Regions from separate parts of the Homo sapiens genome. Here region 2 is linked to region 1. A link is an interaction called in ENCODE POLR2A ChIA-PET data of the cell type or tissue named here. Cell type or tissue: IMR-90. All regions are shown on one strand. Links, peaks and the distances in the headings refer to the core of each region. The heading gives the core; the rest is flanking DNA.

The links. ChIA-PET counts read pairs that join two places held together with the same protein. Peaks named below come from ENCODE experiments on the same cell type or tissue, not always from the same donor. Only the 100,000 strongest peaks of a DNase experiment are listed, where the experiment ranks them.
Region 2: POLR2A ChIA-PET joins it to region 1 with 8 read pairs; 1 of 35 experiments calls an interaction of 5 or more read pairs at or near these places.

Annotation. Positions count from the first base shown.
Region 1 is chr22:37,868,597-37,872,981 of GRCh38, reverse strand. It overlaps EIF3L (eukaryotic translation initiation factor 3 subunit L), which reads right to left. Exons shown (of 13, transcript NM_016091.4): 8 at 2,635-2,806. Among named protein-coding and RNA genes, the nearest start is that of EIF3L, 21 kb to the right of the region's middle. In IMR-90, for the core only: no CTCF peak of the experiment used is centred there; a DNase peak (open chromatin) is centred at 2,551.
Region 2 is chr22:38,028,900-38,033,284 of GRCh38, reverse strand. POLR2F-AS1 (POLR2F antisense RNA 1) reads left to right here. Exons shown (of 2, transcript NR_199596.1): 2 at 130-1,113. It also overlaps a transcript of POLR2F not described here. Among named protein-coding and RNA genes, the nearest start is that of POLR2F-AS1, 3.1 kb to the left of the region's middle. RefSeq lists enhancers at 1-52, 1,064-2,263, 4,358-4,385. In IMR-90, for the core only: no CTCF peak of the experiment used is centred there; a DNase peak (open chromatin) is centred at 254; H3K27ac peaks cover 175 bases; H3K27me3 peaks cover 245 bases.

The DNA.
Region 1 (4,385 bases), core at 306-4,305:
GGAAAAAAGGGCAGACATTTTCACAAAAATGAAGTAAACCTGTCATACCTCAAAGAAAATAACTGACAGTGTTTGCTACCTATAAAACAGTTCAAAGGTTGGGCACAGTGGCTCACACATGAAATCCCATGAGTTCAAGATTGGCCTGGGCAACAAAGTGAGACCTTGTTTCTACCAAAAAAAAAAGAAAAAAAAATCAGCCAGGTATGGTGGTGCAAACCTGCGTTCCTAGCTACTTGGGAGGCTGAGGTAGGAGGATCACTTGAGCCCAGCAGGTAGAGGATGCAGTGAGCCATGATTGTGCCACCGCACTTCAGCCAGGGTGACAGAGTGAGACCCCATCTCAAAATAAATAAAAATTCAAGCTATTAAGCAAAAATGGAATTTTGTAAAACTTGTATCTGCCACTACAAGCTCTATAGCTTACAAATAAATGCTTACCTGATGTCAGTGGCAAAAGTAACAAATCTGACTTTTTAAAAAAATGTAATAAAATGTGTCAACATTTGGAAGATCTTTATAACTCAGAGAACCAATATTTTTTTAGAAATCACACATGGCCAGGCGCAGTGGCTCATGCATGTAACCCCAGCACTTTGGGAGGCCGAGGCAGGCAGATCACTTGAGCTCGGGAGTTCAAGAGCAGCCTGGCCAACATGGTCAAACTCTGTTCTACTAAAAATACAAAAATCAGCCCGGCGTGGTGGCGTGTGCCTGTAATCCTTCCTTTCTATATCCCTGGAGGCTGAGACAGGAGAATCGCTTGAACCCCGGAGGCAGAGGATGCAGTGAACTGAGATCATGACATTGCACTCTGCCTGAGCAACAGAGCAGATTCTGTCTCAGGAAAAAAAAAAAAGTCACACATGGATGTAAGGAACTCATTCAAATTACAGAAGTGACGAATAACGTTAACAAAAGAAAAATTCACCAATACAGTTTCAGATTCCTCACTGCACCTAATCTGTATGAAACTACCACTGGTTACTTCAAAGAAGTACAGGGTGAGTATACTTCTATAAATGCTTGTGATCAGAAGTGTTTTGGATTTTGCAATTTTTAATATCTGCATATGCCTAATGAGATATCTTTTTTTTTTTTTTTTTTTTCCCCGAGACAGAGTCTCGCTCTGTCACTAAGACTGTAGTGCAGTGGTGCGATCTCGGCTCACTGCAACCTCTGCCTCCCTGGTTCAAATGATTCTCCTGCCTCAGCCTCCCAAGTAGATGGGATTACAGGTGCCCACCACCAGGCCCGGCTAATTTTTTGTATTTTTAGTAGAGATGAGGTTTCACCATGTTGGCCAGGATGGTCTTGAACTCCTGACCTCAGGTGATCTGCCCGCCTCAGCCTCCCAAAATGCCAGGATAATAGGCGTGAGCCATGGCACCCGGCCCTAATGAGTATCTTAAGGATAGGATCCAAATCTAAACATAAAATTCATTTATTTTTCATATATGTCTTATACACACAGCCTGAAAGTAACTTTATTATAATCTTTTAAATACTTTTGTGCATGAGACGAAGTTCTGACTGCAACTGCTCATATGAGGTTGGGTGTAGAATTTTCTACTTACGGCGTCATGTTGGTGCTCAAAAAGTCAGATTTTGGAGCATTTCAGATTTCAAATTTTCAAGTCAGGAATATTCAACCCATACATACTACTACATGGTGTAGTATCAAAGAAAATCCTCTCCAATAATCCTGGCACTTTTGGGAGGCCAAGGCAGGACTGCTTGAGCCCAGGAGTCCAAGACCAGACTGGGTGACACAGCGACACCCTGTCTCAAAAACAAACAACAAAAAAACTTCCTATAACCGTGTGAAGCCAGATTTTCCTTCTTTTTTTTTTTCAGACAAGTTCTCGCTCTGTGGCCCAGGCTAGAGTACAGTGGTGTGATCTCAGTTCACTGCAATCTTTGCTTCCTGGGCTCAAGCAATCCTCCCACCTCAGCCTCCCGAGTAGCTGGGACTACAGGGGCACCCCACCCACCATGCTCAGTCAATTTAAACATTTTTTTTGAGACAAAGTCTCACTATATTGCCCAGGCTGGTCTCAAACTCCTGGACTCAAGCGATCCTTCTGCCTAAGCCTCCCAAAGTGCTGGGATTACAGGTGTGAGCCACAGTGCCTGGGCCAGATTTTCTTTATGTGCTTCAAACAAAAGAACACATTGCAACAGATTGAATGCAGAAGCAGAAATGAGAAGCCAGCTATCTCAGCCAGACAGAGAGATCTGCAAAAATGCCACTCTTCACTGAAAAAAAAAGAAAAAAATTTTTTAAAATAGATACATTTTGTGGTTCTCAATATTTTAACAGGGTAAAGTGGCTCTGACACCAACACGTGTGAGAAGTGCTTATCTAAACAAAAGCACTGGAGACACAGAAGTGTTTACAAACGCAAATCTCAATGTGCTGGTTCAGTCTGTTGGCCAATGGACTCCCAAGCCCCAGAGCCCCCAGCACAAATACTCTGCTACTGTTTGTACTCAAGCACCTACAAAGAGTCAACAGACCACCACCTAAGACATGGTGACTCATCTGCTCTCCTTGCAGTGATCTATTCATTTGGAACAGATGGCAAGCAGCTGGAAATTCGCAGGCCACGGCTGTCGGCCTGCTGCACTCACCTCCGCTTGTGTATACCTCCAACTGTCGGTTGATGTTGGATTTGTCTACCAGGGAATGAAGGACATTGAGGACACTATGAACATTCCAGATTTTGGGATTGGAACGAAGAAAGTCAATCTCCTCCTCTGACTTCTTGGCAGTCTTACAGCGGTACTGACTGAATGACTGAAACTGTTGAGGAAGAAAAGAAACATGCAGTAGTGGTATAAGCCCAAAGTGATCATCCATGTCCACAATGCTGAAAACGAGGCAATGCTCTGGCTCTGGATGGGGCAAGGTGAGGGTGAGATGACCACTTCTCATTCTAAACCATTCCGTACACTGTTTTTCAAAGCCATCTTGACTAAACTGTGAATTCTGTTCATTACTGAATGTTACTTACTACACAGTGAAGTAAAAATCTCTAGGATTAGAGGTAGTCTGTGGTAAAAACATCCAATCTGGAGTCAAACACAACCCAAAGTCACTTCCTGTCTCTGGGCCTCACAATGCAGTTGACCGGGCCACCAGAAACACCACAGGGGCTCTTGTACCATCTATTCAGATGCAGCTAGACTGTGGTACGCCCTGGGTTATGGGCAGTGATGTGGTAATAGGTATCTGCACGTGTGAGCCTTCCCTACCACAGCTGACCATCAGTTCCCAGACTATGTCACCTCTCTACCACTCTCAACCAGAGTCGTCTGGCCAAGCACAACGAACACAGAGAAGATATGCCACAGGAATCTGTTTGGGACAGAAGTAGAACCTGGAAGCACTCCTGGCCTGGCTCCAGCAGTCACACAGATGGAACACAACAGACCTACCTACTCAATTTTTTAAAGTTCTCTGGTTGAATCTGGTGTGCATCAGGTTTGGAAATCACAGACCTAAAACCTAGGTCTTAGAAGATCTAAGACTGTTCTTCAACTCTTCCAGCAGAGATCAGAGGCTCACCCCTGTAAACCCAGCACTTTGGGAAACTGAGGTGGGCAGATCACTTGGGTCCAGGAGCTCAAGACCAGCCTGGGAAACATGGCAAAACCCTATCGCTATAAAAAACACAAACGAATTAGCCAGGAATGGTGGCAGGCACCTGCAGTCTCCGCTACTAAGGAGGCTGAGGTACGGGCTTTGCCTGAGCCCAGGAGGCGGAGGCTACAGTGAGGTGAGGTTGTGCCACTGCATTCCAGTGTGAGTGACAGAGTAAAACTCTGTCTCAAAACACAAAAAATTATCTTCTTCTAGACTGTGGGACAAAATGCTAATTTTGTAATATAAAAACAAAGAATATGCCAGGCACGGTGGCTCACGCCTATAATCCCAGCACTTTGGGAAGCCAAGGTGGATGGATCATGAGATCAAGAGTTCGAGAACAGCTTGGCCAACATGGTGAAACCCCATCTCTACTAAAAATACAAAAACAGGCCGGGTGCGGTGGCTCATGCCTGTAATCCCAGCACTTTGGGAGGCCGATGCAGGCGGATTACCTGAGGTCGGGAGTTTGACACCAGCCTGACCAACATGGAGAAACCCCATCTGTACAAAAAATGCAAAACTAGCCAGGTACAGTGATACATGCCTGTAATCCCAGCTACTCGGGAGGCTGAGGCAGGTGAATCGCTTGAACCTGGGAGGCAGAGGTTGCGGTGAGCCAAGATCGCACCATTGCACTCCAGCCTGGGCAACAAGAGCAAAACTCCGTCTCAAAAAAAAAAAAAAAAAAAAAAAAAGCACCAAAACAAAAATAGCCAGGTGTGGTGGCACATGC
Region 2 (4,385 bases), core at 188-4,187, 160 kb before region 1:
CCCCGTCCACCTGAAAAGGCTGGCGAAGAAAGACAGGGCAACTAGGGAGGACAGCTCTGTGCAAAATCTCAAGATTTTGTCCACTTCCTTTTTTTTTTAATTTTCTTTTTTCTTTCTTTTTTTTTTAAGACAGGGTCTCACTCTGGGGCCCAGGCTGGAGTGCGGTATCATGATCACAACTCACTGCAGCCTCAACCTCCTGGGCTCAAAGATGGCTCACAGATGGCTGCTTTGATGTTTACAAGGAGGTGTTGCGTCACAGGTTGGGAGGTCATGAATTATGTCATGCTCCATGTGGGGGACATGAATTATGTCATGCTCCGTGTGGGGGACATGAATTATGGACGGCAGTAAGGGATTCCAGAGGCAGCTCACCAGTGGCCCACGGAGCCCTTCTCAGCTTGGCCTCCCCACCTCCCACCGTGGCCACCCCTCCTGCCCCTGCAGGCCTTCATAACTGCGCATCCAGGCAGCTTCCTTGCTGAAGCACCCTCTCCGCAGAACTCCTGCTCATTCCTCAAGACCCAGCTCGACTGTCTGTCCTCTGTGACACGTCCTGATTCCAGGCAGCATGAGGGGCGTCCGCCACCCCACGTTGGTTCCTACAGCACACTGTGTCAGTGTGGCATCATCCATCCATGTCCCCAATCAGGGTGTGGACAGGGCCTATGCCTCAAGCATCCTGGTTTCCCTGCCCCATGCCCAGTGTTGGGCCTAAGGAATAGCAGAGCTCAGTGGACTATGTGCCTGACTGTGGGCAGAGACCCCGGTCTCTCCTGGGCACACTCAGCCTCGAGGCAGCAGCTCGGCTCCTGACTGATGGATTCAGGGGCAGGTGATGGGTGTGAAGCAGTTTCCCCTGTCAGATACCCGCTGTGCATTTTTGGGAGGACCGTAACAGTGGAACTCCAGAGCTCTCCTGGGAAGATGGCTGTGGTGGAAGGTGAGAGGACACTGGCCAGTTAGAAAATGGATAAAAGCAGGCCAGGTGTGGTGCAGTGGTTCACATCTGTAACCCTGGCACTTTGGGAGGCCAAGGTGAGAGAATTGCTTGAGATCAGGAGTTCAAGACCAGCCTGGGCAACAGAGTGAGACCCTGTCTCTACAAAAAAATTAAAAATTAGCTGGGTGTGGTGGCTTGTGCCTAGGCTTCCAGCTATTTGGAAGGCTGAAGTGGGAGGATCACTTAAGCCCAGGAGGTTGAGGCTGCAGTGAGCCAAGATCGCGCCATTGTACTCCAACCTGGGCCACGGAGCAAGACCCTGTCTCAAAAAAAAAGTAAAAGAAAAAAAAGAAACTGGACAAAATCTCCAGACTTCAGACCAAAACAGAGGCCAAGACAGAGGGGACTAGAATGCTGGGGAGGGGACTACGGATGTGTTTGGAAGGAAAAATTGTCATGGCCGATGACTAGCCATAGGGGATGAAGGGGATGGATGAGTCAAAAATGACTCCGAAGCTTCATGCCTGGGTCACTGGAGAACAGTGGGGCCGTTGATGGGGCAGGGAAGCGGGGAGGGGTTGGTCTGGGGGCAGCATGGTGACGCGGGTTTGAGACATGGACTCACAGCACTTTCAGGCTGGAAGCAACCTTCGGAGGTCACCAGGGTCACACGTGAGGAAGTGGAAGCTGAGTGAGGAGCTGCCACTCAGCCGGGACACCTGTGACATCAGGCGCCTGGGACAGGGTGTTGGTGCTGGTGGGGACCTGGACAGCGGCACAGGGTGTGAAGTCCGTGCCTGCCCAGGTCCTGCACTGGGCTCTGGGGACCTGGTGGTGAATCAGACCCAGTCCCCACACTTAGGGGCTCACTGTTCCATGGAGGAGACAGACATGACTGTAATTACTACCTGGGCTAAGAGGGTGGTGTGGTGAGGACTCAGAGGGCCAAGTCTACCTTGTGGGGGGACGTGGGTAGGAGAAGTAGCCAAGGAACGAGGGCATCCTTGTTGTCAGAAGTAGGCTCCTCCGTGCCAAGAACATCTCATTTAATCCTTGCAACCATCCTGCAGGCTCTGTGGTATTACTGTCCGCATTTTACAGATGAGTTTGAAAAAGATGAAGCAGATTGTCCAGGGCCCTGCAGATGGAATGACACCCAAACTCTCGCTCTTAACCCCTGCGTCTTGGAAGAGGTGTGCTGGAGCTGAGGCCTGACAGAGTAGTAGGAGTTTCCCAAGGGACAAGGAGGGAGGGGGCGACACCGACACTTGCCAAGACCCGTCTTTCCATTGGCAGGGTCTGAAGTGCTGGTGGTCTGTAGCCTGCTTCCTTACCTCTTGCCCAGGGCCTCTCACAGCTCTTCCAGCCCTCGTCCTGTCCCAGGGCCCCTCATTTCACAGACCCTGCCTTTCCCACCCCCTACTGGTGACAGCCGACTGATCTGATGGATTTGTCCAGCAACTGAGCTGGGGGTGGGGTGGGAGAGGGCCTGTTCCTGATCCCCGGGGAACCACTGACCACGCTCCCCAGGCCTTCCCAGCACAACCCTGCCCCCACCCACACCTCCCCACTGCATGACCTCTTCTTATCCCGGGAGTGACCCTGCAAAGCAAGTCATCCCAGAGAAGTGAGGATGTGCCTGAATCACCCAGTGCATAAGCAGCTGAGCTAAGTCTCAGACCCACAGGCCTGGGGTCTCAGACCATGGCGGTCCCCTGGGCTTGGACAAACCACAGAGTACTTTTCTATCCTCGGGCTCCGGTTTGCAGGGCACCATGGGAATGATCGGGGAGAAGGAGGGTTGAGCACTAGCAGTCTTGGGCAAATACAGTTTATAACCCAGGGTGTGGCAGTGCGCTGGAGTCAGCGCACACTGGCTCCCGAGAGCCAACTGTGAAAGTCTCTGGAATCGAAGCCAGTTGATATTACCTTGGAAGCTTTGAGCCTGCCCTGATGGGACTTTTTCCACTATGAAAATTGGCAGTCTACCTCTGTGTCTCCCACCTCCACAAACAGAGCTGGTTGTGAAGCATATTTACCAGCACATGACTGTCCAGAGGGCCCGACTCCTGGCTCCCCAGGGGGCTTGTGGGTTCTCTCAAGCTCCCAGCCCTATCTGGGGATCTTCGGGGAGTCGTTCTTGCTCAAAATCCATTGATATCTCCCACTTGCCACCAATAAAAGTCCAGACTCCTCCCCTGGGTTTTCCATCCCCAGCTTCAGGCCCAGGCAATCTTCCCAGCTGCATCTTAACTGTTCCCTTGCTGCCCCCACGCTTGAGCCAAACAAGAACAGATGATGCTTGTGGAAAAGGCCCTTGCTTCCTTAGTTTCCTGCTGCTGCAACAGCCTCACCTTGGCTCACGCTATTCCCTTTTCCCAAAATGCCTTTCCCCTAACTCTGCCTCTTGAAATCATCTCCAGCCTGCAAGGCTCATTCACAATTGGTGTTCAATCAATGTTTCTTGGCTGAATGGGAGGGAGCGTGGACGAAGGCTCCACAACCAGGACTGACCTGATGGTGCCTTGGTGAAGGCTAAGACCCTGGGAAACCCTGCATCCAATCCTCTGCCTCAGGACAGAGACACCCCAAAATCCCCTGCCTTCCCTAGCTTGCTTGCAGTCTCCCAGATGATGGGGTGTTAATGGAGGACAGACTGGTCACTGCTTCACAGGTAGCAAAAACAGAAACCAACTTGAACCATCCAGGTTACCTGGAAACCAATCCCTTCATTCTGTGGTCAGTCTCAAACTCCTCTGCATCCTTCAAAACCCATCCCAGGTGCTGCCTCCATTGAGAGGTCTTGCCAGTTAGAAGTCCTCCATTACCCCCTTGCCCCTGTGCCCTGCACACACTGATCATTGCACTCATGGCACAGGGTAGTGCTTATCTGTCTGTCCATCACCCCACTAGACCATAGCCAGAGGAGACAGAGCCTTATTTAAGGCTTTATCCTCAGGCTGGTGCCCAACAAGCTTAGGAGGTGCTTGTTGAACTAACTTGAAATGACTCCATCACTGTCAGCCAAGTCATCCTCCACTATCCTTGGGCCTCAGTTTTCCCCTCTGGATAAGCCAGACTTAGACGGGGTCATTTCCAAAGACATTCTGCATCTCCTATTCTGGGATTCTGTGATATGCCCCACTCCTTATCCATCTCTAATCTTCAAGTCTCCTTCCCTAAGCTGCAAGCCTTCCAGTGGGTGACGCCCCTTCCTCGGCTGCCTTCACCAGCACCACCTCACCCTGCAGACCACAGCAGTCTCTCCTCAGACCCCTGAACTCCCTTTTTCAGGGTGTTCTCTTCTCTCAGACTGTGGACTCCTCTGAAACCCTTTCAGAAGCCTCTCCTGCCCACTCCAGGCCTGGCTCACCAGCCAAGTGCACAGTCAGCACCCATAAGTGCCCATCAATGAGCTGTGATGGAGTGGCCGGGGCTTGCA